3 separate regions of the Mus musculus genome follow, and all the other regions are linked to region 1. A link is a loop called in an ENCODE intact Hi-C map of the cell type or tissue named here. Cell type or tissue: heart. All regions are shown on one strand. Links, peaks and the distances in the headings refer to the core of each region. The heading gives the core; the rest is flanking DNA. Region 1 overlaps Kyat3 (kynurenine aminotransferase 3). Region 2 holds the start of Gbp3 (guanylate binding protein 3). Region 3 holds the start of Pkn2 (protein kinase N2).

What was found. A loop is a pair of places that touch in the nucleus more often than their neighbours do. Peaks named below come from ENCODE experiments on the same cell type or tissue, not always from the same donor. Only the 100,000 strongest peaks of a DNase experiment are listed, where the experiment ranks them.
Region 2: a loop joins it to region 1, with 2.4 times the contacts of the local background. A loop is called at or near these places in 5 of 42 quality-filtered maps.
Region 3: a loop joins it to region 1, with 2.5 times the contacts of the local background. A loop is called at or near these places in 1 of 42 quality-filtered maps.

The regions. Positions count from the first base shown.
Region 1 is chr3:142,705,081-142,711,625 of GRCm38, forward strand. Kyat3 (kynurenine aminotransferase 3) reads left to right here. Exons shown (of 14, transcript NM_001293560.1): 2 at 1,609-1,711. The coding sequence starts at 1,610. Among named protein-coding and RNA genes, the nearest start is that of Kyat3, 7.3 kb to the left of the region's middle. In heart, for the core only: CTCF peaks have their summits at 3,903 (motif pointing left) and 5,761; DNase peaks (open chromatin) are centred at 3,301 and 3,911; H3K27ac peaks cover 224 bases.
Region 2 is chr3:142,557,302-142,563,846 of GRCm38, forward strand. It overlaps Gbp3 (guanylate binding protein 3), which reads left to right and starts at 3,055. Exons shown (of 11, transcript NM_001289493.2): 1 at 3,055-3,389; 2 at 4,439-4,634. The coding sequence starts at 4,463. In heart, for the core only: a CTCF peak has its summit at 3,514 (motif pointing left); DNase peaks (open chromatin) are centred at 2,770 and 3,500; H3K4me3 peaks cover 1,193 bases; H3K27ac peaks cover 249 bases.
Region 3 is chr3:142,878,067-142,884,611 of GRCm38, forward strand. Pkn2 (protein kinase N2) reads right to left here and starts at 3,938. Exons shown (of 22, transcript NM_178654.4): 1 at 3,545-3,938. The coding sequence starts at 3,592. It overlaps 9530052C20Rik (RIKEN cDNA 9530052C20 gene), which reads left to right and starts at 4,429. Exons shown (of 2, transcript NR_152127.1): 1 at 4,429-4,920. In heart, for the core only: a CTCF peak has its summit at 3,974 (motif pointing left); a DNase peak (open chromatin) is centred at 4,055; H3K4me3 peaks cover 3,023 bases; H3K27ac peaks cover 2,617 bases.

The DNA of each region.
Region 1 (6,545 bases), core at 1,016-6,015:
TCGACCCCTCGGCTCCTATAGTTAGTTCTTCCTCCTCCTCTTTCCTCGGGTTCCCCAAGATCCTTTGGGGAGAGACTCTACTGGGTCCAGCATGGCCTTATTGGGGACAGAATAGCACGCTTCCTGCCCCTGGGACAGGGTCAATGGATGTGGTCCTCTATGAGTGTCTATGGCTGCCATGGTCATAAGGCTTGTTTGTATAATAATGTGCATATTTTACACTTCTCCTTTAAGGAATGTCCTCCCTGTTAACCTTAATGACTCCATGACAATCAGATAGTATTAAGACCAGGAGGCAAAGGTGCAGTTAACATATTAACAAAATGGTAAACACTGGGACCTTCAGGACAGCCCTTAGGGCTGTGGGAAATAACTCTAAAAACATGAGTTGGAAAATACATAATTTCTCAACTGTGCAAAGTATAAGGATGCAATATGAATTATGAGTGATTCAAGAATCTAGAGGAACAAAGGCAGCTGCATTAATGATCCAGCTTGTCAGAAAAATACAGAGGCAGGGAGATTCCTGAGTTCAAGGTCAGCCTAGGACTGAGCAGGGTTAGGCCCAGGGGTAGTATAGAAATGGTAATTTCAGGATGGACTCCAACCCATTTATCTGATCACCTGTGTTTAACAGAGTCAGATTTCTGAATCCTTATACAATATTAAAAGAAAATGTGTGCTTGCTGTCTCCTACGAATTAAGGAGCTAGGGTGATGGGCTACTGATTCATAGGAATCAAAAGGAAACCTGAAGTGACTAGATTGATATGTAAAATAAAAGACTGGGCTTATGAACTGCAAGAAATGAGCTATCCAGAGAATTTTTTTAGAATAGCAAGAGAGTACTGTTGAGAGAAGTGTCTCAAGCAGGAGAGAGAGAGAGAGAGCTAGCTAGCTTTCTGCAGCTCTCCAGAGAAGAAAAGAAAGCAAAACAGAGAGAAAGCAGTCTGGAAAGCTGGCTCCAGCAGAGCATAGGCCACCAGCTTGCACTCACGAATTGACTGCGAGTGGTTTGTTTTTGCAGCTCCCAGACACCCCTTCTCTCAGGACCCCTCTCCAAGCCGAGGTTGGTCCCTGGTAGGATCCAAGGAGATCTCCAGTTTGGACTCTCTCTCCACCTAAAGTTTGAGTGAGGGTCTCTATAAGACGAAGAAGAGGAGCTTTCAGGTGATTCCAGAAATGGATAATAAATAATAGAAAGGAAATCCAAAAGGAAAAGAGGCCAGGAAGAAAGCTAGTATAGTTGCCAAAGATGTGAAGTTCTGTAGCTAAATATGCTTGCTGTTAAGCTTGACACACTGAGGAGGGTGTCTAGAACTCACACGGTTAAAGGAGAGACGTGAGTCCCCACAAGATGTCCTAGGAGCCCCACACTCATTATTAGCACGGTTTAACGTCTAATGCTCTGAACCTTGAAGTCTAAATACAGCATAGCATAGTGAGGGCGAGAAGTCTGAAGCATTTTTTATACCGTGTATATATACCTGAAACCCCTCATCAACATTTAAGGTGTATATGCGCTTGTGTTCTCTCAGCCACCCACGGGGATCTTGCAATGGTGCAGCGAACGCTCATTGACTCCTCTTTCAATGTCTCTTTTCTCTAGCATGCTTTTGGCCCAGAGGAGACTCATCTCCCTTGGCTGCAGATCAAAGCCCATAAAGACAATTTACTCTTCTTCGAAAGTCCTCGGACTCTGCACTTCTGCCGTAGGTATTGCTTGTCACAGACCCAATATTGCATGTATTTTCTCACGTTGGTTAAAAATTATGCAATTTCCCAGGGACTTTTAGTATCTCAGTGGGAGGTGTAGTTCTGTGATGTGGGCTGAGGGAGTGAGTCTTAGTGGGGGGTGTAATTCTGTGATGTGGGCTGAGGGAGTGAGTCTCATCACTGGCCAGAACTCTGGTTCTTTGAGCACCTGCCTGCTTGTCGCTCGTGGCTCATCGTGGTGGCCGTTCTTAGTCTACGGTCACAAAATATGAGTTTGAATATGAGTTTCTCTGTGTTCCAAATGAGAATGTGTGACAGGTGTATTCACTTGCCCAAAGTTGGGTACCTTACTCACCGTGCCTGGCTCTGCCATGCTGAAGTGCAAACCTTTTTGTTTAGCAAAGGCTATTGCTGTGACCAAAAGTCCAAAAGTGCAGGTCGATGACCTCCAGTTCACCTAATTCAGTGTTTCTCAACCTACGGGTTGTGACCCTTTCACAGGAGTCATATCTGATATCCTGCATGTCAGAGGTGACACTTAACAACAATAGCCATCACTTAGGTCATCAAGAAGGGGAAGCCAACAGAGCTGCCATTTATTATTATTTATTATTTTGGTTACCTGTGGAGTTCAGGTGCCGTCTCACTGTTAGCTTCAAGGTTGATAGAGACAGGGGTTCACTCAGGTTAGGGGTACAGGTTAGGAGTGTTGTCTGATAGTCATGTGGGTGTTAGGTGAGACGCAGAAGGTGAACACTGGAGTTGCACGTGTGGACCACTGCACAGCATGCCAAGCTGTACCTCGCCCCACCCCCAGCATCTGGGAAACCTCCAGGGCTTAGCTGTGTCTCCAGCTGCCATGAGTTCAGAGAAGCCAGTGGGCACAGGTGTGTATGAAATACGCAATGCATGGAAAGGCAAACTACTTTCTCCACAGACTGAAGTCAGCCAAACGTGCAGCAACAGGCTTTGATAGATACCTGTTTGCCTTCAGTTTAGGAAGGTCCAGCGCAGTTCACACCCACTGCGCTCCTAGGACCGGTCCTGGGAGGGTGTGCCGCCCGTGCCTGGCTTCCTGTTGAGGTATGTGTAAGATTTTCCTCTAACACACCATCTCTCGGAGAGTCAGGATTGACCCGTCCAGCAGGTCCAGTTATTCGAGGATCTCGAGGGGACCTCCTCCTAATAACCAAATGGGGGGTAGAGAGAGACGAGGGTCTTGTACGAGTAACGACACGGAATCCGTTCTGAAGTTGTATCAAGACCCCCAAAATGTATTAGCCAGGCCCAAGGTTTAAATACACAAGCAAAGGGGGAAGTGCCTTTCAGCAGGAAGGATGGGGCAGTAGAATTGCACAAGGAAACGGGGAAGTACAGATACTTATCAGCGAGAGGGATGGGGTAATACAAGCAAAAGGAGAAGTATTTATCAGTGGGAGGGGGGGCAATAGAATTGCACATTCTTAGGCAGTTACGCGGGGAAGCAGGAACTTGGCGGTATCAGGGTATCTTGAGGTCAGGACATCCGGCGCTGACTTTCTTGGAGCGGTGCATCCGGTGGCCCACTTTTGACCCTCTTTTCTTCTCGGGGGGAGAGGCCCAATTCAGAGATCAGGACAATAGTGTTGCCTTAATGGCTCCCAACACAGGATCACTCATGAGTTCAGTCAAGAGAAGCTGAACACATCACATTCAAAATGTTCATTTTTTTGGCTGGTTGATTTGGTTTGGTGCGGTTTTTCAGACAGGGTTTCCTGTAAGGGAGTCTGACCTAGAGCTTGCTAGGTAGCTCCGGCTGGCTTCCTCCTGCCTCTGCCTCTCAAGTTCTTGGCTTACAGGTATGCATCACCATGCCTGCCTGCCTGCCTGCCTGCCTGCCTGCTTATTTGTAGTTTGAGACAGGCACTATATAGACCAGGCTGACCTCAACTTTGTAATGATTCCTTATCTCCAGCCTCCAGTACTGTTGGGAATACAGGACAGCCACGAAACCCAGCTTAGAAATAATAGTGTATAAAATAGAGAAACCGAGTATGTGTTGCTTAGAGGTTTCCGTTAGATTCTCAGACCTTTGTATCTGGAGTAATTGCCTCATCCTTAAATCTTAGTTCAGAGGTCCGGCTGAATTTTACATTCAGTTTTTCCATCATGGCAGGAGCAGTCTGTGTTGGTGCTGCCATCTAGTGGCCAAACATAGTAATCCACCTGGTTTCCTGAATACGGAGCTCCTATCTGGGAAGCTCCTATCTGTGAGATCATTTTGTTTATCTTTACTTGAGGAACTTCCGTTCTTTCCAGAGAGAAAAAGGAGGCGTGGTCTCAGAACACCCTGACAACCTTTTCAAATCAAGTCTAGATGCAACAAACTACAGTGAAGACTGACAACTCAATTGATCGTTTGCTAGAAAACGATCCGTGAAAAACCAGCCACAAGCAACCACACAGCATCCCCGTAACCCCGTGGCAGCGGGCCTTGTGTTTGTCTGTAGCTCATGGCTTACCTTGTGGAGCTGTAAATTGAACCCAGAGCCTGCACACTCAAAGCAAACACTCCTCCACTGAGCTATAACCCAGTCCTTTGATTTGTTCTTTGTCATTACGGATTAGTTCGCCTTTGTATTTTATAGGAGGGTTTTTTTTATATACATACAATGATTTTAAGTGTAGCATGTCGGTGGTTTCTCCCTCCTTGCCGTTGAGTGCTACTTCAGGTTGTAGATTGGCCGTTGCTTCCTTCTCTTTTCCCCCTTTGAGAAGCTTTGTGTTGTTTCTAGGTTTAGATTTCTGTGCATAAACTGTGTGAAGGGTCCCTGTGCCTTGATTTATTAGATGAGGTTTTCCGTTCTCTTGTAAACACCTCACAGTGAGATGTCTGCTTTACTTTTAACTATATTTAAATTATGTTTAGTTTTTAGGTCACTTCCAAAACATTTCCCAAACTGCCTGGACCCCATTACATCCCATGAGGCCTGAGCAGTAGCCAGTGGCCCACATCCCTGTCCGCAACACTTGCTGTCTACAAACATCTTAATGGATTCATTATGATGTCTCCTGATTTTAGTTTTCATTTCCCTGGAGATTCCTGGGGCTTAATGTCCCTCCCTGAGAGTGAATTTGGGCGTGGGGTGGGGGAGGTTACTTTGTGTCTTGGGAAGGAAAGTAGAGTAGGTGGGGACAGAGATGAAACAAAACCTGTGGGCTCGAGGTCTCTTCCCTGTGTGCTGGAGCGCCCCTCTGCACTTCCAACAGAAGCGCCAACCTTCTTATCATTCTCCTTTATACCAAAAGACTGCATGCAGATTTAGTCTGCAACTCATGCAAATAAGAGGTCTGATAGCTTTGGGCTGTTGAGGGCATCTGATGTGCCAGGGGAAGCCTCGGCCCTTGGTAATGTCCCAGTGAAGTCCTGAGAGTGCCGGGTTGCACAGAAGCCCGAGTGACAGCTGTGTACTTCACAAAAGAAGCCATGGCATAGGTTGGGAGATAGTATGGCATTTCCAGTGTGTTTTAAACGAAACGAGAGACATTATGAAGTATTATTAGTGATAAGGAATGAAGGAGTCCTAAGTGCTGTGGCTGTGGGCACTGGGACATCAAAATATACACAAATAAGTAAAATTAAAATACAATAGTGTGAGTGTGTGTGTGTGTGTGTGTGTGTGTGTGTGTGTGTAGTATTCAGGGTTCTTCTAGAAGAATACAGAATCATACATTGTATACAGCTCTGCTTTTGCTATTTTAGGCCTTTCTTGCCCTCTAGTCACCTTGGCTGCGCTGGGTAAAGACTTGATTAATGACTTCTACTGTCTGGATTTGACAGCCTCGTTTCCCTCAGCTTCATCCCCTTGTTTGTGAGGCTTTTTCTGTACCCGTCTCATCCAACCTACAAGCATTAAATCCTGTGGGTTAAGTCCTTAAAATGTGTACAGCTGTAGCTTCCTGTATTGGGCGCCCGGGTTGTAATTCCTTTCATCTTTGGAACTAGCTTTGTTGACAGTTTTCCTTATCTTTGCTAAACTCGCTCGCCACCGCCACCGTGTGTTGAAGCTCTAGAGAGGCACCCTTCCCTTCAAGCTGAGGAAAGATTAAGTAGCTTGTGATTTCAGCAGCTTTGTATAAGACACAGCTCGTGAATATGCAACACCTGAAATCTCACTGATGAACAAATGCACTCCACATGCTTGGCTGTGTTCAAAATTCACACCAGACCTTTAGCTGCTCTCTAGGAAGTAAGTTTTACACAACCACTATTTACCTCTGCCGTTGAGTCTGGTGTGCGAAGAGCATCTTATGACCTTGGTCAAAGCGAAGGGAGATTGCTTATTCTGGGGCCAAATATGAGTTGCCGTTGTTCAGGAGCACGGGAACACCCAAATTCCATGTTCCAGTGTGTTAACAGTCTGATGGAGCTTTTGTGGTAATGAACAAAGATAGTCATGAATCAAGCCAGTTTTAAAATATGTTGGTGAAGACATTAGGTAGGGAGGTTAAAGCAAGGTGCGTGCGTGCGCATGTGTTGGGGGGGGGTCTCTATTCTTATCTGTGACACTCAGCCTTTCGGTTGGCAAAGCTAGTGATCTATTATACCATTCAAAGGATTTTTGTACATTAGCCATAAATACATTAGAATAGACACTGAGTCCCTCAAGGGGGCTGAAAATAACCTGAGAGAAATTGAAACTGGGCTCTGGACCTGCAACGTTCCAACCTAACCTCTGTGAGTGACCAGTGGCTTCTCACCTACTTCTCACCCGTCAACTGATTTCCCCAGTGCGTGAGCAAAGCAAGTGCTTACGCAATGGGAGGTTTAGTTTGTTTTTGCTTCATTTT
Region 2 (6,545 bases), core at 806-5,805, 150 kb before region 1:
TTGATTTCAAATGTACACCTTAATATCTAAAATTTTTCTATCTCCCAAACATACTTAATCTTATTCTCTACCTATAATGTGCTTCAACATCTTGTCAAGTCCAGGCACTTACTACACCCAGGACAGCTCCTGAGAAGCAACCTTCAGACGCTCCCATCTCCTCTCAGACACAGTCACTTCTGGACCTATTCCTTCTGACCTGTCCTCAGATGGCTCCACAGACCCTGGACAGCAAGGAAACAGCCAACTCTCCTAAGACTGGACAAACATCCCCTGTACCCATTCTTCTGGGTTTCCCAGAGACATGTTGCCCCAATGTCAGCATGAAGCAGCCAGATACAACAACCCTATTCCTGATTCGCCATCACCTCTTTCTAATTTTTTTCTAATTCTTATTTATTTATTTTATTTTATTTTTATTAGATATTCTCTTCATTTACATTTCAAATGCTATCCGCTTTCCTAGTTTTCTCTCCAAAAGTCCCCTATACCCTCCCCCTGTCCTGCTCCCCAACTTACCCACTCCTGCTTCCTGGCCCTGGCATTCCCCTGTACTGGGGCATACAATTTTAGCAAGACCAAGGGCTCTGCTACATATGTAACTAGAGACACAGCTGGGAGGCGGGGGTACTGGTTAGTTCATATTGTTCCTCCTATAGTGTTGCTGACTCCTTCAGCTCCTTTGGTACTTTCTCTAGCTCCTTCATTGGGGGCCCTGTGTTCCATCCAATAGATGACTGCAAGCATTCACTTCTGTATTTGCCAGGTACTGGCATAACCTCACAAGAGAGAGCTATATCAGGGTCCTGTCAGCACAATCTTGTTGGCATATGCAATAGTATATGGTTTTGGAGTTGTTTGTGGGATGGATCCCCAGGTAGAGTAGTCTCTGGATGGTCCTTCCTTCCATCTCAGCTCCGAACTTTGTCTCTGTAACTCCTTCCATGGGTGTTTTGTTCCCCATTCTAAGAAGGAACAAAGTATCCACACTTTGGTCTTCTTTCTTCTTGAGTTTCATGTGTTTTACAAATTGTATCTTGGGTATTCCAAGTTTCTGGGCTAATATCTGCTTTTCAGTGAGTGCATATCATGTGTGTTCTTTTGTGATTGGGTTACCTCACTCAGGATGATATCCTCCAGATCCATCCATTTGCCTAAGAATTTCATAAATTAGTTGTTTTTAATTTCTGAGTAGTACTCCATTGTGTAAATGTACCACATTTTCTGTATCCATTCCTCTGTTGAGGGACATTAGGGTTCTTTCCAGCTTCTGGCTATTATAAATAAGGCTGCTATGAACATAGTGGAACATGTGTCCTTATTACAAGTTGGAGAATATTCTGGGTATATGCCCAGGAGAGGTATTGCTGGATGTTCTGGTAGTACTATGTCCAATTTTCTGAGGAACCGCCAGACTGATTTCCAGAGTGGTTGTACAACCTTGCAATCCCACCAGCAATGGAGGAGTGTTCCCCTTTCTCCACATCCTTGCCAGCATCTGCAGTCACCTGAATTTTTGATCTTAGCCTTTCTGACTGGTGGCCAGCTTCTACTTCTCTACTCTTTCCTTCTCTATGCCTTTCTCTGCCTCTGCTACTCTCTTAACTCCCCTCCCCATGTCCTTGTGTAATCAGTTGAATGGAGCAATTTGTATATGACCCTTCTGTTTCTCACTGTGGGATGTAAGGATGGAATAGCTGGACTAGTGAGAATATGAATGCCATGGGTAACTCTGTACCTTTCACTCACTTGTCGGTCCAGTAGGGAGATATAGTTTTTTCTTATGATCAAGGAAGGAATAAAGCACAAATTGATACTCATATGTATTATATAAGGACTTCAACCTAACCAGCCTTAAAGGATAGTTAATGATAACTTGTAGCAGTTAATAATAAAAGCATATCTGTTGTAGCTCACCTGGAACTCTATTAACTGAAAAGTCAGTCTGTCTATGTCTTGTTTTTAATGTTGAAAGTTTGCTTTTTGCATGAATTATTTGAAAGTAGTCTATACATGAAGTACATGAAGTAGTCTGAGCACAGCCAACTTAGCATACATGAACCCCGTCCCACATATTGTATATATATTTTGAGACAAAATTTTCATGTAGCCCAGGCTAGCCTCAAGCTTAATATATAGCTCAGAATGGTTCCCCTGCCTCCACTTCCATGGCCAGTTCACATAGACAATATTTTAAATAATTCATGAAAGCAGGAAACTTTTATAGAACAGATTTTTTTTACTTGTGATTTTATGTCAGAACTCAAAAAAAAATCAGTATTGGGAGGATTTGGAAGTTTGGATTTGTAGATTAGGAATGAACACTTGTGTTGGACAAATGGCAAACAAAGAAAGAGAGTAGTTTGAGACATCCCCAGAAAGACAGGCAAAGCATACTGGGAACTTCCTGTCAGTCAGAGTAGAGAAGGAACAGCCCAGAGTTGTTAGCTCTACTGACAGACCTGACTGAATCATGCATTGTTCTTGCCAAGCAAGCTGCACTGTAAACAGTGGCCATCTCTATAGTTCACCATCTTTATAACACTTTGGTTAAAGACTCTAACAGGGAGCTGACAGCAGATATGCACTTTAAGGAAACTGGGGACTTGTTTTCCTTTAACAAAAAGGCTAGGATACCCAGGGCTTGAGCAATCATCTTTGACTCCCTAAACAAAGCTGGTTCATGTCAGGACACAGTTTCAGTTTCTATTTCCCAGATCCCTGGAAAACACAAGAAAGGGAGGAGAAAGGGCTTTTCTGCTGGGGGGAAGTCCAGTCGTCGCCTTTGGCTCGAATTCACAGCCTGAGTTCAGGTTGTATAATGACTGCTATTTTCTCCTGCTGCATCTGAGGGAGCATTTCCTCTGAAATGTGTGGAGGGAAAGGAGGAGGCCACACTGCTGATTTAGACTGCAGTCTAAATCCAAGAGGGCAGGGGACCCAGAAAACGCAATGACAATCATTGATTAGTAGTGTTCCCTGGTGAGTACTACAGACAGACTTGTGTGCCAAGTGTGATTCTGTTTTCTCCTTTTTTTTTTTTTTTTTTTTGCATCGGTGATGGAACACACTGTAGGAAAGAAAAAAAGTCTCAATCTGCAAGATGTGGCGGGGTGATAACTGCAGAAAGTTCGGGGGGATCTGGGAAATTCCTCAGCTCAGCTGAGGTCACAAATTCTGTTATTTTGTTCAAGCCCTCAACGACTGACTGAGTCATCAAGCAAGGAGCATGGTTTCGATTTCAGTTCCTTTTATCTCAATTTGTGTTTGGGCGGCTGTTACTTTGCCACTTCTAACAGTGGCTGCTCCAAGGAGCCTGGAGCAGTAGGAAGCTCAGGGAAAGAACTAAGTTGGCTGAGGACTGTCCCTGTTACAGAGCCAGTGCCTGGGTGAGTAACCACATGTGTTTCTCTCAACAGACGCTGCCGGCGAAATTGCCAGGACATCTCCATTCTGGGGTGGCAGACTCACCCTGGTGGGCAAGCCAGTGCAAGCTGCAGACCTCACAGGGTCTTGTGGCCATTTGCAGAGCGCCACCTGGCGGGCCAAGCGTGCATGTACTGCTTTTCTTGGGTCTTCATTCAATAACCCCTCTGGCTTGGGAGACAATGACCAAGGCCCATCCTTGGTGGTGAGAGCCTGGTACCCAGGAGCCAAACTCAGTAGTACTGCAGCCTCTTGTAGGGTAGCTTCCCCCAGTTTGCTTCCTTGTGTCCGCAATGTTTTCTTGATAGCAGACATCTGTCCTCAAAGGTGTCACTAAGAGGCTTCATTTTATCTTATTTTGCTGGAGTCAGTCCCTGTTTTATTTATCTGAATTCAACCTCCAATGTCCCTACCTCGCTCTATACTTACTTTATTCTAAGGCGTGTGTGGGCGCACGGGCACGTGTGTGTGTGTGTGTGTGTGTGTGTGTGTGTGTGTGTGTGTTCATTTTCTGCTTCGTTTTCTCTCCCATTTGAACAGAGGCTCACCAAGGTAGGAAATTGCACTCATTTAGTTTATTCTTTGATAACAGCCACCTAAGGCAGTGCCCAACACACACCCGGCAAACTTCTCATACTGAAACAGACTTCAAATTCTCTCAGAATGCCAGGAAACCTTTCTACCCACTTTGCAACTTTGCCACGTGCGTTTTTGCCTCACCCGCTGCAAAACCCGAGTGCTCTCAGTCTCAGACATCAGTGTTGTTGGCTTTCTCATGTTATTTTTTAAGAAGCCGGAGAATACTTTTCATAGTTCAAAGAAGAATCGTGATATATTCTATGAGAAATACTGTAACAGGTTTGGGAAGGCTGAGTTCATTTCCCACTTTAGAAACATACAGAACTTGAGATACGTGTTGCGCAAACAAAAACCGACATGTGTCTGCCTTGGGTGATGACAACAGACGATTTTAAGATCCCATATTTCAGTGAGCGACTGTTCTGGGTTACAGGGTTCTGCAGCTTCCGAGTGGACCATGGAGGCACCCATTTGTCTGGTGGAAAATTGGAAAAATCAGCTGACAGTAAATCTGGAAGCCATAAGGATTCTTGAGCAGATAGCACAGCCTCTGGTGGTGGTGGCCATTGTTGGTTTATATCGTACAGGGAAGTCCTACCTCATGAATCGTCTTGCAGGACGGAACCATGGTGAGTGTCCTTGGGGTGTATAGGGATAATTTCCTTGGACTAATGTAGAGCTGAGCACACTTTTCTAGGGTGATCTCGTGGAAAAGTCTGATCCCTCTTGCTGTGGTCATAAAAAGATAAAGAATATAAGAATACGTTCTGGTGGGGTGTGGGGGAAGGTGGGGGACTCTGTGGGCCCATGCCGAGGCATCCCTTCTCCCTGAGAGACCAGCCACACAACAGTATAGTGTAGAATACAGTTTATTCGGGGCATGGGAAGGGGAGTTAAGAGGGTAGTAGAGGCAGAGAAAGGTAGAGAGGAGAGAGGAGAGAAGTAGAGGCTGGCCATGGTCACATGGAGAGAGGGGAGAAGGGAATGGGAAGAAAGGGGGAGTAAGGGGACAAGAGGCAAGAGAAAGGAGAGAGAGAGAGAGAGAGAGAGAGAGAGAGAGAGAGAGAGAGAGAGAGAGAGACCAAGCAGTCCCTTTTATAGGGCCAGGCCTACCTGGCTGTTACCAGGTAGCCATGGGGAGGAGCAGACCTGGCTGTTGCTAGGTATATGTGGGGGTGGACTCCAGACAGAATACCAGCACCTCTCACAAGTGAAAATTCCCCTTCTTGTCATAAAATTTATAATTTCTTAACCCATGGGGGAAAATTAAGTTTTTCTGAGTATTAATAGTTTCCCAACTTCATCAAAAGACTTGCCTCAGCTTTCCTTTTGATCTCCGCTATTCTGGCCTGATCAGCAGCTGAACCAAAAGCATCCATTCTCCCTTCTGTACCTTTGCCCAAGCCACAAGCACATTTCAAGTATGACTATTGTTCCACCTGTTCTATTGAAAAATAGATAGGCTGAAGGATGTGTAATATGGTCCTTATATATCCTACATCCAAACTGGACTATCATCCTGTCAGGGTGTGGGGTGAGGATGTGGGGAGGGTGTTGTTTGTATTTCCTGTCAAACCTTTTTAAAGCTTTATTTTGCTCTATTGTGTTACATATGGCCATTTTCATGCATGGATATAATACATTTGAGCTGCTCTCCCCTCCCAAGCTTCATCCCCATAATCTTTCTTTTTCTCATTTCTTATCTCTCCTCCTGGTCCCTACCATTCCTCAGAGGAAGGGGCATCAAAAAATGAATAAATCTAATGTGCCCATGAGGGACCTGGCAGGAGATAGGAGCCCACTACACCAGCCAGCTGTCCATCATCATGCCAAATGCATGAGCGAAAACATTGGTGATGACACACGTTTGTTTTGATTGGCAGTGCTTGGAGGATTCAAGTCCTCCATAACTGGCCCCAGTGCTTATGGACCTGGTGGGAAAGGCAGCACAGATGAGCAGGAAGCCTATGGCAGAGCTGTGCTGCTCTGTTAATTTCCAGTCAGGCATTAAGAAAGCAACAGTAACGACACCAACAATATCAAAGAGACACAGCCTTCTCCAGTGTTCTTCAAAGGCATACCTGAAGACCTCCACTTGGCCTTGCCTCTTAAAAGTTTCCACAAGGAGTCCCTTCATCATTGTGTGGAGCAAGCCTTGAATTCATCAGCCTTTGGTTGATATTCTAGATCTAAACTCTAGCACCCAGTCATGGAGTAATGGGAGGGCATGATGGTTCAGTTCACAGTGGCATTGTAGGGCAAAGGGAACCAGCATGTGTGAGCAAATGTCTAGGGAGAGGCAGCAGGAATGACCAGGTAGGAACTAAGCTCCTTGTTTGAAAGAAGCAGGTAAGGAGTGAGTGCCGACATGTGGCAAGAGAAACATTGGCTGGAACTACATGAAGGGAACTGTGACCAGATGTGCAGCACTAGGCCCTGGGCACGCTAAAGCTCACCAGGGTCAAAGCCGAGGGAACTCAGGCCACTTATGTGACCATTTGCTGCTGTTCCTCAATTGCTGAACCCCATGTCTTTGAACA
Region 3 (6,545 bases), core at 1,020-6,019, 170 kb after region 1:
CTATGAATGAAGAGCCTGAGGATACAAAGGTTAACTGTAATTGAGTATGACAATAACTATAATAAATTTCTCATAAAATGATCAAGACAGTCCTCATTATAAGGTAACAAATGAAACCTTCCTATTAATATTCCGAGCATCTTCTAATGTCAACATTGAACTAGGTTGTAAACAAACTTAAAATTTAAACTATGAAGTCACTTGAGAAAGCAACCCAATGTTAATTTACTTAACATTCTTGTTTGTTGATTGTTTTCCTGTTTTTTGTTTTTGAGGCAGCATCTCACTATTTAGCTCTGGCTATCCTGAAACTAACTATATAGACCAAGCAGGCCTTGAACTCAGAGCACTCTCTATGCTTCTCCCTCTGAGTGCTGGAACTAATGACATGTGCCACCACGCCTGACAACTTAATTCTCTTGAGCTTAGTTTCCTAATTCATAAAATAAAAGCAACATATCTTACCCTACTAGATCTTTGTGAATGTCAAATAGGTATAAAAGATACCTAAGAGCAATGTCTGGTATGTAGCAAATACTGCTATTTGCACTTTCATAAAACTCTCTACCAGTACAAATGTGATTGTGCTATTCTAGAAAGTAAAAATCACCCTGTCATGTTTAGGTCCTGCAGATATTCAAAGTCCTGCAGGTATTCAAAGGACATGGACATCTGTAATGTAAGGTAACTACCTACCATAACTTTTCTCTTGAGTAAACTTCCTTTACCCAAACAAACACTTTAGGAACTCGGATAAAGGAGATGAATCAACAGTATCAACAAAATTATTTTAAATAGTTTCTTCTACTCAATATTTGGTTCTGTGTTTTCTTGAAGTAATATAGTCGTCTGGAGATTCTTGATACTTTTCATTAATCCCAGTTTTCTTAGAAATAAAATTTAGGGTTTTTTTTGTTGTTGTTTGTCTCACAAAAATAAGTTTCCTGCTAAGATTCAAATTTTAAAAAGTAGGAATATTATTATATACAAGCTAGAAACTGTTTAAATTTTTAACAGCCTGTTTTTGTTTTTATTATAACAAATATTCTTCCTTAAGGCTTCAAGTCTCTGGCTAACAAAGTTAATGTGCACCCTATTAATGCTTTCTTGTTTAATAAGCCTCCACCTTATCAGTGAGAGTTAAAAATGATACTCACAGACACATTATAGTAAGGATGAAAACAAAATAATGTGTTTCAGATTTACAAAGTTGCCTTTCTAGAAGCAAAGGTTATTAACAAGTCAATTCTAGTTCTAGCAAAGTATTTCAAATTCTGCAGTAAGATTAAAAAATGAAACTGAATAAATAAATAAATATGTCATTGACATTGTAATCAGTATCTAGAGGGAAACAATATTAAGACAAGAGATGGTGAAGTAACAGTGTTCAGCCACTAAACACATCTTACAACTGGTTACCTACTAAACAGTGTGTTTGCCAGAAAATCATTAAGAGCTAATTTTCCATCTAAATAAATTCAAACAATTTAGAAGATTTAAAAAAATGACTCTTTGAGTAAACTTTTGGCAAATAGCAAGTCAACGTACATTTTCATGACTAGACGAAATAAGTGTAGATTTATTAAGAGGTGTAAATTTATGGCCATGTATCTTAAGTGATGATAGGAAACAATATAAATATTTTAGTAAACATAATAAACTTTAAATGCAATAACTTTTATTAGAACTGAGAATACAATAAACAAAGAAAAATGTCCTTGATAGATAATGACAATGTAAAAGTTATTATTAAAGTACCACTTGGTAAAACTAGTTTTTAGAGGAAGCTATACTTTTTATAAAACATAACTGCATTGGGTGTTCCTTTGATTCCACTTTTTAAATTGTCATATTTAAAGGCTTTTATCATTCTTTAACTGCTCATTACTGCTAAAATTGACCTTACTAATAAAAAGGTCCTAAATATAACAATAAAATGCTTTCCGTTACAATGCCAAAATAAGTGCCATTTATGCCAACCCCCAGAAAATATAAGGATGCCATACACTTTATAATTCTAACACCATTGATTAAAAAAAAAAAAAAAAAGGAAAAAATGCTGCCATTTTAATGGCATTTTCTCATCAAAATCAACGTGTGCTTTTCATATTTCAAAATAAGGCATTATATGCTATTTCAAAAAAAATTTAAGACCAAAAGTACATGCTTACTTTTAGAAGCATGTACATTTTTTAAAAAGGATCTATTCAGTTAGCAAATGAGTGTTGTGAAGAGCTGCTCACTAAAAGCTAACTGTAGTTAAAAGGTTATATAGTGGCATTTTCAAGTGACAGGAAATTCAACTTTACTTTTCCAAAGGATTCCACAAGTGCAGTAGTGCACTAGTGTACCCTGCTGAAGTCTGTAATTTTTAAGATATTGCAAATATCATAGCAATGTGTTTAAACTTACATCTGATTGCCTGAATATACCAGGCTTATAATGAGCTTTAGAAAGAAATGCATTTCAAAAAGAAATTTAAACATTGAAGCAACTAGTAATTAAAAAAAAAAAATCAACCCTCTAATGCATTCAAAAGAAATGCAAGTGTCTCCGTTCTCACCTCTAATCTTTGAGTAGCCAAAATATCAATACATTAAAACAAAACAAACCCAGTTTAGAGACAAAATTTTAATCCAGATGTAAACATCTCTTGAATACTCCAAAGTAATGAAAAAGTAACCAACAGGATAAACTTAAAGTCTCCTACTCCATAGAGATCTCAAAACAAAAATCGTGGCTTACTTTATTTAGCTGGGAATAGGAAAGAATAATATTGCTTCGACACCGACTACACTAATTACGCCATCTATTTTGTTATCTTCTGCGGACATGTGCTGCCTAACGTTTTCACTTAATGAACAGTTCTCTGGTTTGTAAACAACTTCTGTAGCGCTCTCTCTCTCTCTCTCTCTCTCTCTCTCTCTCTCTTGTGTCCAAACCGGAGGGAAAATGAAAGTCTGGGGCGGTGGGGGGGGGGGGGAAGCATCAATATTTGAACTTCCGGATGTGAGCAGGGAGAGCCATCCGAGGGACCACCTCTCTCTCTCTCACGGAGTTCAAAAGGAAAAGTTGGGAGAGAGACGCGGCCCGCAGATCACGCTACGGGCTCGCGGTCACCTGAAGGCGGCTGGCAGCGCAAGGCCATCACTTCGGAGCGAGCCCTCGGGGGCTCAAGTTCGGGGGGCGCTCTTTGTGCGGTCGGAGGGGAAAGGGAGGGAACCGCCCACAGCCTGGGAGTCATTCAAAGGAGTTAGGGAGCGGGGCTGGGGGGAGGGCGGGGCGGTGACACCCGGAGGGGACCCGAGCGAGTAAGCGGCCCCGCCCGCGGGGACGGGGTCCCGCCGCCCGGTGGCCTCCGAGAGCGCGCGCGGGAGACCGGGTCCCGGGGCGGAGAGGCGGCTCCGGCCTGACACCCCGCGAGTTTCCACACCTAGCGGGCCAGGGGCGCGCCGCGCCGCGCAGCGTCCCCGACCCCGACCCCGCGGCCGCCTTCCCCTCCCGGGTTCCCCGGGCGGCGCTCCCGCAGGGCCGCGGCCCTTACCTGCAGCTCGGTGAGGAGGATCTCCCCCCGGTCGGGGTTGGACGCCATGGCGCTCCGCTCGGGCCTCCGCACCTGAAGGCGCCCAGCGGCGCGGCCGAGGGAGAAGGCGGGACGGGAGAGCCGGGCGGGGGGCGAGGACCGGAGAGAAAGCGGCAGCTAGGGAGTCATGGAGGCGCGGCCCGGCTTGCAGGCGCGGCTCATGGAGAGCGGCGGGGAGCGAGGGCCCTCGCGGCGCGGCTCCCCTCGCCGCCCGCCGCCGCCCGCCGGACTCTGTTCCCTCAGCCGCTCCCTCAGGGCGACGCCGGGAGCCGACTCGGAGCTCTCGGTGCGGGGCGCAGCGGCCGCGGCGGCAGCTCCTCCTGTCGCACCATTTGGCTGTCACCGCGTCGCAAAAGCGGCCGCGCTTGGCGGCTGCCGGCGCACGTGACTGCCGCGGGGCCCCGCCCCCTGCTGGGCGGGCTCTGGGAAGCCAAGGAGGGTTGGCGGGGACCCCAGGGCCAGGCGCGCGGGGCGGGGCGGACTCTGGGCGGGCCCGGATGACAGGGAGGCGAAAGGCCCCGGGCTCGCGTCGCCGGGAGGCGGGAAGTCGAGCGAGCAGACCACACCCACCGCGGCTGCGCTTAACGGCTCTGCGCGAACGCTAGGTCTGGCCTCCGGCCGGCCGCAGATTGAGCCTCGCTTCGGCCCTCCCTGCTGGGGAGCCGCGCCCTCCCGCCCGCCCACCCCGAGCTGTCGCTTCCTCCCTCCCCCACCTGCCGAAGCGTGTCCACCTCTCGCCTTTGGCTCGCGCGACGTCGCCACCAGTAAGGTGCACCGCGAGCCAAACCCGGGCGGAAGAGGCCCTTGGGAGAAGTGGGCGTGGTCAGGGCGCCAGCCTCTGCTCCGAGCAGTCCCCACGGGCTGCCTTTTCCTCGAGCGCTACCCTGAACTCTGTGGTTGGGACTAGAAAACTACTGAGCTCAAAGCTGACTTAGCTCATTTGTTGATTTTTTTTTTTTCAACGTAAGTTTAATGGAAAGAGATGAGGCAGAATCAGCGTCGGGAAGGAGCCAAAGCCGACTTTACTTGGGGAGGTATAAATGAGAACTAACTACTTAGTTGCAGAGTCTACTTAGTAGTGAGCCTTAACTAGCTACTTAGCAGCCTATCGGAATTAGCTACTTAGTAGCACAGTCTACTTAGTAACATAGTGTAACTTGTGGGAAAATGGACTTCTACAAGTAACACTTATGTATCACAAGTATCAACAGATACTTTTTTTGTCTAATCAATGAGTGGACACTCTCGGTAAACGCTTCCCTTGGGGTTCTGAAGATTAAGTGCATCTAATATAGCTGGTTCAAAGCAATGTGGACAAAGTGGTGATGGCTATTTAGGTGAGTATGGCAGGTTTCAGGTGGGTAGCTACAAGTCTGAGAAGCACTTTACCTTTCATGGGACATTGATGCAGGCTCCTGCAGATTTTTCTCCAAGAGTCTCAGAAATCATTGAAGTCAGAAATCATTGAAAATCTAGAGTTCTGTGACTCCGGCTCACAATATACTGGCAAAACTTTTCCGTTCTGTACTTCAAAAGTTTTACTATTTATATGTTTAATGAATTGCCTGGGCTGAAAATGATAAAAGCAACAAGTGCCTTAATTATTAAGTTACATAATCAACTTTAGAATGCGTTTAATGGATGAACACTGTTACTTCGCCAAGTGTCGTCTTAGGAATACTGTTTCACTCTAGAAACTGCTTATAGCTTAAGTGAAATATTTGTAAACACGCATCCAGTTTCATCATACTGCAGAGTGTGAAATACTTTGCTAGAGCTGGAATTGGCTTGTAATTAACCGTTGCTTCAAGAATGGCAGAGCTGTAAATCTGAGACACATTACTTTGTCTTCATACTTACTATAGTGTGAGTAACATTTTTAACTCCTGCTATTAAAATGGAGGCTTATTAATCAAGGAAGCAACAAGGAACTAACAACATTGGGAGAAGCCAAGTTATATGATTACCTTCCCTAGTAACTAACAGAGAGAGTTAGGCCCTGGAGTTATGAGTAGTCTTAAGAAAGAGTCTATAACAAGTAAGTGGGGAGTCCTCTTGAGGAAGCAGTGTTGTGTCCAAAAACACTATTACAATTTTAAATGGTAGGTACAAAGTGGTAGTATGATTTTTACTGTAAAGTATACACAACAAAACTTACCATTTAAAGTGGGTCACTAGATTCCTATTGATATGTTTTTCTTTTTCTTTTTTTATAATTTACTTTTCTCCAGGAAAGAGATGAGAAACTTCATATATACATAACAAGTGGCTAACTATTAAGAAGTATTTGTGCAATGCCAGGTGTGATGGTACACTCCTTGAATCCCAGCAATTGGGAGGCAGCAGCTGGCAGAAGTCTGTGAGCTTGTGGCCAGCCTGCTCTACATAATGAGTTCCAGACCAGCAAGGGTTACATAGATGCTAGACAAATAGAAACACAATAAGATTTCTTTAGAAAAACAAATTTAGATATAAAGAGAAAAACGAGTGTTCTTTAGAAAAACAAATTAAGGTCTAAAGAGAAAATGTTCACATTTCAGCAGCATGGAATTTTGAACCTAGGAGACAAACATGTAGCCTAGCTCTCACAGTAAGTACAAAATAATAAACCCCAGTTTAGCTAATTGGGAAGGAAATAGTACTTGTACTAAGTGATGTAGGAAAAGAACTAAGTCTTAGAACTGGCATTCCATTTGCCGCCTGGGCTGGTTTTAATCTGCACTGTGCTTTAAAATAGAATCTTCATAAACTGAATTCAAAGAGCCTTATGACCCTCAGACAGGTACCATAGGAAAAGACTTCAATCTTTCATAGTCCTAGTGTTAAAACCAGTATAAAAGTTTAATGTTACAAATCATCTGCAAGTGTAAACAAGTGCACAGGTCTTTAATAGTATAGGACATTTTTCTGAAATTAGTTGTGTTGGGGAAACTAGTACAACCCAAAGGGAAGACAGAAGACC